Regions from separate parts of the Homo sapiens genome. Here region 2 is linked to region 1. Evidence: read pairs that join two places in POLR2A ChIA-PET (ENCODE). Cell type or tissue: A673. All regions are shown on one strand.

Region 1 (2,500 bases):
CCACCACGTCCAGCTAATTTTGATATTATTAGTAGAGATGGTGTTTCACCATGTTGGCCAGGCTGGTCCTGAAAGCCTAACCTCAGGTGATCCACCCGGCTTGGCCTTTTACTATATCATTATAAGCATCATCCCAGTGTCATTGAGAGATTTTAGGTTGATTTCAGACTTAAACAAACCTATATTTCAGTCCTTTGATATAAGAGTGGGCTAACTTGGCCTGGTGCGGTGGCTCACACTTGTAATCCCAGCACTTTGGGAGGCCAAGACGGGCAGATCACTTGAGATCAGGAGTTCAAAACCAGCCTGGCCAACATAGTGAAACCCTATCTCTACTAAAAATACAAAAATTAGCCAGGCATGGTGGTACATGCCTGCAGTCCCAGCTACTGAGAAGACTGAGGCAGGAGAAACGCTTGAACCTGGGAGGCGGTGGTTGCAGTGAGCTGAGATTGCACCACCGCACTCCAGCCTGGGCAACAAGAGCAAAACTCCATCTCAAAAAAAAAAAAAAAAAAAAAAAGAGAAGCCTAAGTCGGGTTACAGCCCTTAGGACCAAGTAAGGCAAGTCCTCTCTGGTCTAAAACAAACTGCTTCTCTGGGTGTACAAGCAATCTATTCCTTTTCATCCTATAGAAAGCAGATTCACTATTAAAAAATTATATGCTATTTGGTGATATTCAAGGGGACTATCCATAGGTTTGGAGGAATCTCCCATATTAAACATTGCTCAAAATTTGTAGGCAGCCCTCTAAAGCATAAAAATATTTTTATGTACTGGATAGAGATTTTTCTTTTCTTTTTTAGACAGGGTCTCACTCTGTCGTCTGGGCTGGAATACAGTGGCACAAACATGGCTCACTGCTGCCTCCACCTCCCAGGCCCAAGTAATCCTCCCACCTCTGCCTCCCAAGTAGCTGGGCCACAGGCATGCACCACCACTCCCAGCTAATTTTTTTTTTTTTTCCTAGATATGAGGTCTGTCTATGTTGCTCAGGCTGGCTTTATATTTTACAGCTTTCGTTTCGCGACCTTTGTGATCAAGCTAACACTTCTAGTTATCTTGTAGCAGTGCCTTCTTTCTAATTTAGCAATTGATTTAAAGAACCAAGCAGGCTGAAATTGTGCATAGAAGAGTGAATAGAATCTGTTTGAGAGAAGTCAATAAAATAAAATATCAACTAAAAAAATAAAAATAAAGTATAAATGAATAATCATCCACCATTATCCTTTAAAATACATATATATATTACCTGGCTGTTTTGGCTGAGAAGGCCTAGAAACACTGACACCCCACTAGCAAGGAGCAGACGGCAGAGTATCCAGATCTCGGTTTCTAAATACCAAGCAAAAGGAACCAGAAATCTTTGGAGAAATGTCTAATTCTAGGGTTAGAGCAGAGAAAATAAAAGATGAGCCTGGAGCATATTAAAGTACCAGAAAATAAGAAAGTGTTCAAAAAGAAAAAAAAAATTAAAAAGATGGGGGCATGTCAAAGGGACACAGGAGCCAACCAAAAAGAGCTCCCAACAGTCAAAGCTGGAATTATTCGACGGAAAAAAATAGATTATAAAATCTCAAAGTACAGAATAAATATACACAAGCCAATACACACTCACACATACACACTAGTCCATAAGATACAAACAGTGGAATAAAGCAATAAATGGGTGAAAAGAGACAAATCTTCCTTACAAAATTCCGAATATATGTAGATACCCTTAACTCCGGGAAGTGGAATCTAATCCCTTCACCCACTTTGGGGGTGGGCTAGACCTGGCTACTCATTTTCATAAGAATAGCTATAGAAAGGGAAAAATACTAACTTTAATACTTAACCTAGCAAACACTAACTTAATCAAGTGATCATGGTTAATATCACTAATGATGTCACATGGATATCACAAAACCCCTGATATGATATGGTATTCTATGGTATTCTTTCCAAAAACACGTAATTCTTGACTAATCATGAGAAAAATATCAGACAAAGACAAAGAGAAGGGCAGTCTACAAAACAACTGACTAGTACTCCTCAAAATGGTCATGGTCATGAAAACAAGGAAGGACTGAGAAATTGCCAAAGACCAGAGAAGGCTAATAGAGATGACCACGAAGTGCAATATGTTACCCTGAATTGGATCCTGAAACAGAATGGGCACATGAATAGAAAAACTGTTGAAACACAAACAGAATCTGGAGTTTGTTTAAACGATGTTAATAACAGGGCACACTGGGTGAGAGGTATGCAGGAATCCTACACATCATCTTTGCAACTTTTCTGTTGGAACAATCTATAATTATTCCAAAATAAAGTTAATTTTTAAAAAGTTTCCTCTTAAAAAACTAACATTTATTTTCAAAAAAGGTAATGTCGTGAAAACGAATAATTTTAAAAAGTGAGAACACTAGGTCAGGCACAGTGGCTCAAACCTATAATCCTAGCATTTCAGGAGGCTGAGATGGGAGGATTGCTTGAGGCCAGGAGTTTGAGACCAGC
Region 2 (2,500 bases), 540 kb before region 1:
AGGGAAGGCTTCTTGGAGGAAGCAGCATTTGAGTTGGCCCCTTAAAGGATAGGAAGAGTTAGAATGAGGAGATAAAGGACAAAACACTGCAGGCACCAGGAGAGGTATAAGCAAAGGTCCTACAGCCATGGGGACCACAGCAGGTTTAAGGAGCTGGGAATGGTCCATCCAACTAGCCTGGAGAGGAGAGAAAATGAGGGGGCTCCAGCTCTAGTGGTAAGTTGGGATCAGTTTCTGACAGTCCTTGAGTATCATGCTGAGGAGCTGGGAGTTTTTCAGCAGGCAGGAGGGAGCCAACGATAGTTCTGGGTTGCACCAGGTGATGGTCACCAGCTCCTCTGAAGGGTCTCAGTGCTAGGAGGCCTGCGGTCCATCAGGCGGATCTCAGCTGTCAGCCTGTCTGGGTGATCAGGGACTCTCCCCCAGGGGGAACAGAGTTGTGGGACCTCCCTGAGCCCAGGACAGCAGCTGACTCCAGGTCCCTTCTCTCCTCTGATTTCTACTATTCAGTGCCCTGATGTGACTCTCGCACTGGGCCAGGAGTACCAGTTCCCTTCTGGCTCCTTCACCCCCAGCACTGAGAGCTAGGCTGGCCTGGGGAGGCCCAAGGCAACTCCGCCCTTGCAAAGGGACAGGCTGTTCCTCTTTGGGGCTGGGAGCTCCAGCCTGAACCATGTCCTGGCTCCTGGCCCAACACCAGGACCCTAACAAGATTCCCCCATCTCCTCCAATACTTCAGGACCCTCTACTATCAGACAAAGCATGTCTCTATGAACCCCAGGGGCCTAGGAGGGTCTGAACCCTCCTCCTGAGCCCAGCCCAGCCTGGCACACCAGCTCCTTGACCCTCTTACCCATTGGCTGGGACAAGATGCCCAGAGCCCCACTCACCATCCTTCCAGCCCTGCCCTCTGCCGCCCCAAGGCCTTCACCCCTTTCTCTCCAGGGCTGCAAATCACTTCCACATTTGGGATCTGGCATGCACTATCTGCTTGGAACTCTCTCCTCCCAGTTAGCTCCCATCTCCTTCCACCCCACAAGTTCAGCCCCTGGGGTCTGCAGGAGGGGAAGGGCTCCTGCCTCTGACAATCCCTTCAGAGGACTAACAGGGAGCCTGACTGTGGCACGGTGCCAGAGGGACAGTGTACAGGAGGCCTCCCAGGGAGAGATGAAAGAGGAGGAGCCAAGGGGGTGGGCGGAGGCAGAGCTTGAGCAAGCAAGGGGATGAGGGGTTGGGGGTGGGGAGGCAAGGAAGGTGGTAGTTCCCAGCTCAGCACATTCCTGAGACATCTGGATGCACTGGAAGGGCCCCAGCTGGCCTGCATAACTGTGGCTCTAGCTTCTCTGCTCTGTGATGTCAGGACCCAGCACTCCCCGCTCCCCTCAGAGTCCCACTGGCCTGGGGGCCACTTGGGGCTGAGTACTGGGGTCTCTTCCCCAGACCCCTGACCCTCAGTGAGCAAGAAAGAGGCCCCTGGGGCAATGGAGGAAATGCTTGCCACAGAGGTGGGCCAGGGTATGATGGCAGGAGGGAGGCACTGAAGACCCAGTGGTTTGCCCATCCGACTGACTCAAGGAAAATGTGCCTTTGGGCTGGTGCCAGTCCTTCTCTTCTCCTTGGAAGGGAGATAGAGACAAATGAATGACTCTGGAAACGGCTGCTTACCTTGGGCTGTGTGACCCCAGGCAAGTGCACTCCCATCCCCAGCTCTCGGTTTTCTTCATCTGTAATAATAACAGCTACATTTAATGAGAGCCTTCCTCCTATATGTCCTGCATTATATAAAGCACTTCGCAATTGTTGTCTCATTTAATCCTCACAGCAACCTGGTGGGGTGGATATGAACGTTCCCATTTTATACTCAGGACTGAGGCTTAGAGAGGTTAAGTAACTTGTCCAAAGCCTGCACAGTGTATAGCAGAACCAGGATTAGAACCAGGTCCGTCTGACTCCCTTGCTTATAACCATTGAACTGCTTTGCCTCTTCACGTAAGAGGGGGTGGACCTAATGATGCCAAAATTCCTTTCAGTTCGAAAATTGTAATGATTTCTTTTGGCCGTTGCAGGGCTCTTCAAGAAGGGCAAGGGCAAGCATTAGTCACCTACTGGGTGGGGGAAGGAAGGCAGAGACAGCTGGCTTTGAAGCATCGGGTGGGTCAAGAGTCTTTGGAGGTCCCCTCCCTTGGAGGCCCAGAGAGCTCCAGACCCCAGGGATTGGAGTCAATAGCCTAATCCCCAGCTGAGCCCAGGGGTCCCACACCTTCCCTGAAAGAAGGGAGTAAATAAGGAGAGAGAATACCACTCCTTCCAAAAATAAAACCTGAGGACAACTCAGGCCAGGACCGCTGAGGATGTCAGAGGCTGAATGCTGAGTACACTGAGGAGAGGGGAGAGGCCAAGGGAATTCCAGCCAGAGTGAGGCGGTAGGCTCCAGGCGAGGAGGGCCTTCCAGCTGGCCAGGGGCCGAGAGAGCAGCCCTGGCGGGTTGGCCACTGTGTTC

What was found. Peaks named below come from ENCODE experiments on the same cell type or tissue, not always from the same donor. Only the 100,000 strongest peaks of a DNase experiment are listed, where the experiment ranks them.
Region 2: POLR2A ChIA-PET joins it to region 1 with 14 read pairs; 1 of 35 experiments calls an interaction of 5 or more read pairs at or near these places.

The regions. Positions count from the first base shown.
Region 1 is chr11:46,834,020-46,836,519 of GRCh38, forward strand. The region is part of intron 1 of CKAP5 (cytoskeleton associated protein 5); the gene reads right to left. Among named protein-coding and RNA genes, the nearest start is that of CKAP5, 11 kb to the right of the region's middle. In A673, no CTCF peak of the experiment used is centred here; no DNase peak of the experiment used is centred here.
Region 2 is chr11:46,289,558-46,292,057 of GRCh38, forward strand. All of the region lies in intron 1 of CREB3L1 (cAMP responsive element binding protein 3 like 1), which reads left to right. Among named protein-coding and RNA genes, the nearest start is that of CREB3L1, 13 kb to the left of the region's middle. RefSeq lists an enhancer at 1,587-2,290. In A673, no CTCF peak of the experiment used is centred here; a DNase peak (open chromatin) is centred at 1,244; H3K27ac peaks cover 2,160 bases.